Linked DNA regions of Homo sapiens: region 2 is linked to region 1. Evidence: chromatin contacts called from ENCODE Hi-C or POLR2A ChIA-PET data. All regions are on one chromosome and are shown on one strand. The core of a region is the stretch at or near the end of the contact, and the rest is flanking DNA. Distances in the headings are between cores, read along the strand shown. Region 1 holds the start of SRM (spermidine synthase). Region 2 overlaps PEX14 (peroxisomal biogenesis factor 14).

Region 1 (4,768 bases), core at 1,232-3,731:
TACAAGCGTGAGCCACCACGCGTGGCCAATCCTGGTTTTTTTCTGTAGACTTCTGTGGTCATCTGGCCTGACTTTAACGTCAGTTGTGATTATAACTGGGCTGTGCAATAATGGCTACTTCTGGCAAAATCAGTTTTTCTTCCTTGTGACCTGAAGTCAGGTGGCATTTCTGGATTCACAGTGCTGTATATTTGGGGGCTTTTTTGTCTGTAATTTACTCAGGGCTTTTGTCTTCTCTGAACTTGGAAGGTTTGTGCAATGTCTGTACACTCTGGCCGAGAGGTCTCAAGTTCTGTGCCTGCTTGAGGCTGAGGCCTCTCAGTTTCACTCCCTCTACAGGAGGACAAAGGATGTCAATGTGGCCTTTTTCATGTGAGGACCCACATGCTGGAGCAGCTTTGTCCAGCTTATAGAGGGGATGGGATGGACCTGGCCCTCCACTTTCCCCCATGCAGTGTCCTGGAATGCCAGGGCCACTGTCTATGGTCAGTCCTTCACCACCTAAAAGCAAGCTGATCCACAAGGCACCTGGCTGCATCCAGGCCTGTCATCTACGGCCACCATCCTCAGCTTCAGAGCTTATGATCTGGCTCAGGGAACACAGACAAGTACTGCCATCTACAGCCACCATCCTCAGCTTCAGAGCTTATGATCTGGCTTAGGGAACACAGACAAGTACACGGGCAGTTACAACCCAGAGGCAGAAATGTCTTGGAGGAAGTACAGGCAATGTAGGCAAACACCTTGACCCAAGTACAGGATTGAACCCAATCAAGCCTGTAGCACTGGACACACTGATTGACTCTGTCTTATCCACTACGTGGACATTTCAAGAATAATCTTCGTTCCTGGAACAAGTCCATGGAAGCTGTTGCCTAGCAATGTTTTTTATTTTTTAGAGACAGTCTTGCTATGTTGCCCAGGCTGGTCTCGAACTCCTGGGCTCAAGCGGTCCTCCTGCCTCGGCCTCCCAAAATTCTAGTATTATCAGCCTGAGCCCCTGTGCCCAGCTGCCTAGCAATTTTTTTTTTTTTTTTTTGAGACGGAGTTTCACTATCGTTGCCCAGGCTAGAGTGCAGTGGCGCAATCTCAGCTCACTGCAACCTCCAACTCCCGGGTTCAAGCGATTCTCCTGCCTCAGCCTCCCGAGTAGCTGGGACTGCAGGCGCGCACTACCATGCCCAGCTAATTTTTGTATTTTTAGTACAGACGGGGTTTCACCATGTTGGCCAGGATCGTCTTGATCTCTTGACCTCGTGATCCGCCCGCCTCCGCCTCCGCCTCCCACAGTGCTGGGATTACCGGGGTGAACCATCACGCCCAGGCACCTAGCAATTCTTTAGCGGTCTTGGTTTACCTCCCCTTTAGAAGGAGCTTAAAAGCAAGCAAGGCACATTGTTGCCTAGGCTTGAGGCTTGCTCTCACCCATAAACAACGCTGTTACTCTGCTCTGGGGACGACACAGGAAACGTTCCCCACCTCCAGGTGGAGGCTGCAAAACGTGTCAAAACCATCCCTGACATAATGTCAAGAGTAGCTTATACTAGTTTCATCTTCCTTCCTTGGCATTCGAACTGCGTGTGGAACAATTAGCATTTAATATTTGGTAATTAGCATGCTTAATGTGATTCTGAGAAGTTCTTTGACATTCTCATAAAAACAGCACATTCCCACCCACCCTTCAAAGAGCAAGACCCAGTTTGTCAAGAAAAATTGCGTGCCAGTCTTTTCTGGTGCTGAATATGTATGTTCTGGGCCTCTTCCTGGACACTGCTGGTAAATTTAGAAACTCGTTTAGAAAAGCACTTCTCTCGTATTCAACAGCCTATAGGCTCATGGCGCAGAATCTAAGGGAAAATGGCTAAATCCAGCTTGTGAATTCGCGGGCTGTGATGATTCTTTCCAAGTAAATAAAAACCCTCGGTTCGCCCCGACGAGCCACATAATCTGTTCAAATCCAACAAGGAACCAGATTTTGGACGCAAAGAAGGATACGTTCTACTCGCCCCGTGCAACAACGTAAACCACTGTAGCCACCCGCTCCCGTGTCTCCAGCCCAAAGGCTGACTCTCCAGTCCGCACGTCGCAGCGCTCTTGCCCTCCACACCAAGCCCGAGTCCCGCAGCCCCTCGAGGCCCTCGGTGCCTCCCAACCCCGAGAAGGAAGCGGGGGCCGGTGGTGCACCGCCCCGGCTGCTTGGGGCGGAGGAAGGACCCGGACCCCTTCCGCCGGCCCAGCCCGCCCCGGAACCCGACCCGGCCGCCCGGCCCCGGCCGGGCCCCACGTGGCCCCTGGAGCGGGCCGCACTACCCTGCTGCCGCCGACGGACGGCGCGCCACAGCCACTCTGCGCCGCTCTGCGAGCCGGTGGCCAATGAGCGCCAGGCGAGGCCGCTTTGCCATTGGCGAGCGCGGGCTCCGCCCCCGCCGGCAGGCCCCGCCCCGCGCCCGGGTTAGGTTGCGGCGCGGGCGGCGGGCGGAGCTGGTCCCGTTGTGCTGCGGCGCCGCGCGGCCTGCAGTCCCGGGCCCGCGCCCCGCGCCGCCCGCCCGCCCGCCATGGAGCCCGGCCCCGACGGCCCCGCCGCCTCCGGCCCCGCCGCCATCCGCGAGGGCTGGTTCCGCGAGACCTGCAGCCTGTGGCCCGGCCAGGCCCTGTCACTGCAGGTGGAGCAGCTGCTCCACCACCGGCGCTCGCGCTACCAGGACATCCTCGTCTTCCGCAGGTACCGCCGCTGCCCGCAGGCGCCTGCCCCCTAGGCTCAGCCCGGGCCGCCTGCTGCCCGCCTCACGGGCCTCTCCACGCCGGGACCCAAGCGGGCTGGACCTCGTCCTGCCCTGGCCCCCTCGCCACCCCTCACACCGCCTCCCTGGGCTGGGGCTGGGACTGCGGGCTGGCCTCTTGGGTGGGGGAGTCGGAGTCTGCGCCCCGCTCCACGTGTCAGCCCTCAGGACACGTCAGAGCCCGAGGAGACCCCGGGTCCCACCCCGGCCTCCACCCGGCGGCCCGCCTGCCGTTCCTCGCCACGTGTCACCATCGCTCCTCATCCCTGGGACCCCTAGGCGGGATGGGGAGACCCTCCTCACCCAGGGCGGCTTGGGGTACGTTTTCCCCACCCCAGAGAACCCAGGTCCCCGACTGTCACTCCGCCCGCAGTAAGACCTATGGCAACGTGCTGGTGTTGGACGGTGTCATCCAGTGCACGGAGAGAGACGAGTTCTCCTACCAGGAGATGATCGCCAACCTGCCTCTCTGCAGCCACCCCAACCCGCGAAAGGTACCCCAGTGTCCCCTGGAACAGTGCCGGACGAGGGGCGGCCCCAGGTGTGCTCCGGGCTCTTCCCAGATGCTGCCTGCATGGTTGTCAGAGAAAGTGCTAGCGAGGCCAGGGGCGTCCCGCGGAGGGGTGGGGGCCGACACTGACGCGGCCTCGGAATCCTAGGGCAGCCCTGGAAGGAACTTCCAGGAAAGGGGACACCGGCACGAAAGCGTTTCCGAGGGTAGAAAAAGATGAGGCCCGTGGGTCCGAGGGGTCAGGGGGTCTGCTTCAGGGGCCTGGGGGCTCCCAGTCCTGCCAGGGCCCCTGCCTTGACTGCCCCCTCCTCCCAGGTGCTGATCATCGGGGGCGGAGATGGAGGTGTCCTGCGGGAGGTGGTGAAGCACCCCTCCGTGGAGTCCGTGGTCCAGTGTGAGATCGACGAGGTGAGTGCCGGCGTAGAGCCAGGTTTGAGTCCTGGTTCTCCCAGCGGCCAGCTGTGCCCTGAAATGGCTGCACACCCCCGAGCAAGGCAGGTAGGGCCTGTTTCTCCATCTGGAAAACACCTGGTCGGGGAGGGTTCAGTAGGAAAACCAGATGGCAGAGGGCCTGGCAGGTGGTGAGGGCACCTGCGTGGCGAGCTCTTACTAAAACTGAGCTGATTTTTTTTTTTTTTTTTTTTTTGAGACAGAGTTTCGCTCTTGTTGCCCAGGCTGGAGTGTGATGGTGCGATCTCGGCTCACTGCAACCTCCACCTCCTGGGCTCAAGTAGTTCTTCTGCCTCAGCCTCCGGAGTAGCTGGGATTACAGACATGCGCTACCATGCCCGGCTAATTTTGTATTTTTAGTAGAGACAGGGTTTCTCCATGTTGGTCAGGCTGGTCTCGGACCTGGCGACCACAGGTGATCCGCCAGCCTCGTCCTCCCAAAGTACTGGGATTACAGGCGTGAGCCACCACGCCCAGCCGACTAAGCTGATTTTTAATCTGAGCCCCAGGCAGGGCCCCAAGACAGCTCAACTATTTGTACGTTACCCCTTACACTCAGTAGCTGCTCACTAAAATCATGCTACGTGCCAGGTGTTGCCCGGGTATGGGGACAGTGGTAGACGACAGATCAGTCCCTGCCCTCTAGGAGCTGATGTCCTAGTTAAAGGAGACATCAGATGGCCAGACGTGGTGGCTCACACCTGTAATCCCAGCACTTTGGGACGCCAAGGCGGGCAGATCACCTGAGGTCAGGAGTTCAAGAGCAGCCTGGCCAACCTGGTGAAACCCCATTTCTACTAAAAATACAAAAATTAGCCGGGCATGGTAGTGCATGTCTGTAAACCCAGCTACTAGGGAGGCTGAGGTGGAAGAATTACTTGAGCCCGGGAGGCGGAAGTTGCAATGAACCGAGATCTCGCCACTGCACTCCAGCCTGGGTGACAGAGGAAGAATCTGTCTCAAAAAAAACAAACAACAAAAATAGAGACATCAAAGGATGGTCTGATGAAGGCAAGACAGGGGCTGG
Region 2 (4,768 bases), core at 1,008-3,507, 560 kb after region 1:
GCTGGAGTGCAGTGGCCTGATCATAGCTCACTGCAGCCTCAAACTCCTGAGCTCAAGCAATCCTCTGGCTTCTGCCTCCTGAGCAGCTGAGAGTATAGGCATGAGGCACCAAGCCCGGCTAATGTTAAAATTTATAATAGAGATGGGGTCTCTCTATTTTGTGCAGGCTGGTCTCAAACTCCTGGCCTCAAGTGATCCCCCGACCTTGGCCTCCCAAAGTGCTGGGATGATAGGCATGAGCCACTGCACCTGGCCAGTAACTTACTTTTTTAATAAGGGGAAAAATTATTTCAAAGTGATCATCTAGTCTGGGACAAAGAATAAGATTATTTGCCTTTAGTGTAGAGACCAGGCAACTTCCATTAAGGAATTGTATGAAAAATATGCATTCAGTTAAAAACAAAAAGAATATGTATTTCCCGAAGCTTAAATGAAAAAATTAACAATAATAAACACAAAAACAAAACAACTTAGCAGTGTGTTCCCCCAACACTGAAATATCCCATTCCTCAAGGCCTGGCTTCAAGTTTCCCAAAAGCCATCCCTAAGTGGCCCTCGCCCTCCGCAGAGCTCTTCCTGCTCTGAATAACTTGGGGCTCTCTTCTACGCCCAACCAGGCAGCTCTGCACCAAATGATACACAATGTTGTGCTATTTGCTAAAATTACATACAGTCGTGTGCAGTTTGCTCTTATTTCATATGTATAAATGCCTTTTCTTCCCAAAGTAAAACACGTGAATTACTCAAGAACAAGGTTTAGTTTTATTCCTCAATTGTCTGTTCCCCATCCTCAGGCCTGAGCTGAGCTAAGCTGAGCATGCAGGAGACAGCAAATACACATGGCCTGAGAAAGCTCCCTCCCTGTGGAAGGGCTGACTGCTGTGTGTTTTCACAAACCGCAACACCACCACACTGAGCTGTGGGGCTTTCTGTGCAAGGGGGCTGCCCATCTTGTGCCCCCGCCCTGCCACACGAGTCCTCAGCGGGCTCCTCTGCCTGACACCCTCCCAACACCACTCCCAGGAGGAAGAAGCAGTTCACACAAGACCACGCGACTCAGCTGGTGCCCCCGTTTAATCAGGCTGCTGCAAATGCTTGGCCAAAAGCAATAAGGGCATGACTGAGAGACTGTGGGAGTTTAATATAAAAAATTTAATAAACAAAAAAGTGGGGGAAGGAGAAAGGGTCTACCTTTTAATAGGGCCCTAATTACCCAACTCATAGGATCAGCCCAAATGAGATGGGAGTTTATTTCGGGGGTTTTTTTAATTATTATTTTATATATATATATAAATTGCCGCTATGTGTTTTCTTTCCTCTGAGCAATTATGCAGCAAGTACGTAAAGAGGAGAAAAAATATTAATTAAATATAAGGTAATTGTGGAGTTGGCCTGGAGAGAATGAGTCTGAACTCTGGACGATCACAGGCTACTAGGGTTTGAAGACTGCTCAGGGCCTCCCAGAAAAGAAAGAAATAAAAATACAACCAACCAACAAGCAGATGCACAGTACAGCAGGAAGAGCAGGGCACAGAAACACTAGCAGAGCAAGGGGTCTGCAGGGCTCCAAATACCAGAAATCAGTGAGCTGGCCAACTGCTCAGGGCTCCCAAAGAGCTTGTCGAATCAAGCCCCAAAAGATGGACTGGCCACTCCTCCGATGACCAGTTAAATGGGTACATCAAAATTTGAAAAGAGAGAGGAAGGAAAGGACTGCAGCGGCCTATGGTGTTCAATCTGCACTTCAGTCTAAAACAACCACAACTTCGGCCTGAGGGGCACTGAGGCAGGCCCCAGGGAAGCAGGCAGACGTCCGGAGAGACTAGCAAGGTGGGGCCTCCTGGGCTTTCCCACCACCATGACCTCAAGGAAGGAACTGGGCAATACCAAAAGAGTGAAACGAGGCCACCGTGGGAGTGCTGGGATATAAGCCCGTAACTGGTGACGTAACAGCAGGTGACATGAATGACAACACTGCTCCCCTGAAACAGTCCCAGCAGTGCTTGTATCACCTCGGCCTTTCTACAGACAGCTCAACTGGATCCAACTCGCCCTCAGCCTGGGAAAGCCTTCGTACACACTGGAATTCAGACGTGTTCATACCCGCTAAGTCCCTCACGTCATCTCCTCCCGCGACTGCCAGAAGGGGAGTGAAGCAGAACAGGTGAAACCACAGGCCCTGCTGAAACAAAGCCTTGGCAGTACAGCCCTACGCCTGCTATCGCTACGCAGGAAGAAAAAGCTCTGAAAAGTTAAACCTAGAGCTGGCTCTCCCATCAAACTTATCTGGTTTATACAGAGCCAGTCTTACTACCCAGCCAAGAGGACTTACAGCAGGCCCTGAAAAGCAAAAAAGAATGAAAATGGGGTGGGCAGCCTGGGACTCTGGCCACCAAATGAAAAGCACTTGGGAGAGAAAATTACCTGCAGTGCTTAATAGGCCTCTTCCCTATCCATAGTCTAAGAAGACAGCGTTGGGAATGACAATCACACAATTACTGACCAGGCAAAACCAGAATTCCATCGCTTACCTGTTCTTTAAAGACCACTGAGGCGCTCGCACCCTGAGGGGCAGAGCAGAGGGCGGCTACTTCAAACAATCTAGAAGCCCAGCCACCTCACTCCACCTCAGCCTCCCACGGGCGCAGGAATCTCACTAATTACTATTGATCAGCCACAAACAAAGTGGTGCAGGACCATCTGGGGTGGATGCTTTTAGTCCTAGAAAGGACCAGCCTTTACTAAGGAGAGATCTCACTCGTCCCCACACGCGAGAAGAGAAGTCAGAGGTCACTGACAGAGGCAGTCTCTAGGTAACAGCTACTTTTAAAGGGACACTACTGACGCAGAACCATAGGAACAGAAGGTTTCTTTTCACTCGCGTGGCATTTTAATTACTAGAAAGTGATACCACATATCTTGGGTACTTACCAGCGGCTCTCGAGGCAGCACATTTTCACTTCCTGGAGTAGAGCTTGGCTGCAGAGAAAAATGGAAACAAAAATAAGATCACAGTGCCACCCAATGGACATCAAAAAACCAAAGATGTTCCGTTCTCAAACGATGCACGCTGGCACCTCTTTCTCACATCTCTCACTGGTTTTTCACGACACAAGAGTATTTTGCAGTGGACTACCTGTAAAAAGTAGCCCAAAGAGTCTGAATTCACCAGGGAAGATGAAGACTGTTTCTGGGTTCACTTGTCACACCACTCCAAGAACAAGGCTTGGTTCTGCTCAGGAAGGCCCACGATCACCTACTGAGCAGCAAGGGCTGGGGACCATCCCAAAATCCACGGGAAGAGTAGAGTCCAGAGAAAAGGCCTGAAGAGAGAGCACAACACCTCCTCTTTCTGCCACCTCCCCAACGTCAGGGGACTGGGAAGAAAAGTCGCGCAGCAGTGGAGAACCAGATTCCACCACCAGGGGGCCCCAGCTGCCCACGCTCAGGATTTTCTCTGGGCATCTAGTTTCTGGAGCCCAGAAGCCAGTAAACTACACAGGTTCCTATTCATCACCTGCCACTAAGGACACCACCCCACAATAGTAAAGAAAGCCCCAGGCTTAAATCCTTCTTGGAAATAAGCTAGTGACAGGCTGGCATATAAGCAGACCAACCTCCAGGCGAGCAGGCAGCACTGTGGCCGAGGCCCTGGCTCTAGCCCGTTTCCTCTTCCTTGGGGCCACTACCTCACCCTCACAGGCGCCTTCGACCCTTGACTGATCTGGCCAAAATTTAGAGAAAGGGAGAGGCAGAGGTAGAGACAGATTCTGAAGAAATTTACAAATCTCCAAAAGAATAAAGTAAGCAGGTATGCTGCTAAGTGAGCTATGATTAGTTTACTGTGACTGATGGTCAGGCCAATTGCCATCTATCTACAGTTAATATCCAGACAAGTGCAGCAAAATCTGTGTGTCCCAGGAGACAGCCTGCAGCCTCCATTCTCCCGGCTATTACAGATCAGATGGAAGTGCCAGGCCGCCTTGGAAAAGGACAGAGGCCCGGTCTGCAGAGGGTTCCCAAAAATTCCTCATGCCCAGCTACTACCACATTAGCTGGCACACAGCACAGTGGCAAGCACTCTGCTGGGTGAAGGCCTCTATCCCTCCATCCGAAGTCCTGTCCCAAGAGCCTCACCACCCCAGGACAAGAGGTCAGCCAGCAGGAAACGATCTAGAAAGTGAGGGTCCGTCTCAGGGAATGTGAGCAAGCTTCCCCTGCCTCCCTGCCTCCTGTCCTCCCAAAGCTCCAGGCATTGGTAACTTCAAACCTTTAGAGCTCCAGCCCACACCCCTCTGAGATACACATCCGACTGCCTTCCTGCCTCTTCTTGGAGTTAAGCTGCCCTGGAGCAGACTCACAGTCCTCTCTGACACATATGTCTTCTTCCAGCATTCCCTCTTGGCATGAATGGGACAAACTTCACCAAATGATGTAAACTAGAATCCAAAAGGCCATCTTGAGACAGCTCTTTCTCCCTCGCTCCCAGAGCTAACTCATTACATCAAGTCTGCCATACTCCTTCCTCAATATCCATGGAAGAGTGGTGTAAATGCCAGCACTTTGGGAGGCCCAGGAGGATGGATTGCTTGAGCCCAGGAGTTTGAAACCAGCCTGGGCAACATGGCAAATCCTCGTCTCTACAAAAAATATAAAAATGGGCCAGGTGTGGTGGTGTGCGCTTGTACTCCCAGCTATTTGGGAAGCTGGGGCAGAAGGATCCCTTGAGCCTGTAAATTCAAGGCTGCAGTACACCATGATCACACCA

Evidence for each region. Hi-C counts contacts between places; a loop is a spot of excess contacts on that map. ChIA-PET counts read pairs that join two places held with the same protein, here RNA polymerase II (POLR2A). Pooled maps may share reads with other maps.
Region 2: a pooled map shows a loop between it and region 1 (15-fold over the local background). The contact joins the enhancer-like site here to the promoter of SRM in region 1. A Hi-C loop is called at or near these places in 9 of 50 pooled maps. POLR2A ChIA-PET finds 5 or more read pairs at or near these places in 6 of 52 experiments (A673, K562, MCF 10A and 2 more).

The regions. Positions count from the first base shown.
Region 1 is chr1:11,057,731-11,062,498 of GRCh38, reverse strand. SRM (spermidine synthase) reads left to right here and starts at 2,481. Exons shown (of 8, transcript NM_003132.3): 1 at 2,481-2,722; 2 at 3,154-3,274; 3 at 3,607-3,699. The coding sequence starts at 2,556. RefSeq lists silencers at 2,032-2,561, 2,772-2,961.
Region 2 is chr1:10,493,485-10,498,252 of GRCh38, reverse strand. It overlaps PEX14 (peroxisomal biogenesis factor 14), which reads right to left. Exons shown (of 9, transcript NM_004565.3): 2 at 2,932-2,979. Among named protein-coding and RNA genes, the nearest start is that of PEX14, 21 kb to the right of the region's middle. RefSeq lists an enhancer at 2,765-2,824 and a silencer at 3,287-3,581. Within about 2 kb of position 2,257, at least 20 of the 41 ENCODE cell types and tissues checked have a DNase peak (open chromatin) inside an H3K27ac peak, as active enhancers do; they include A673, where a contact is called at or near this core.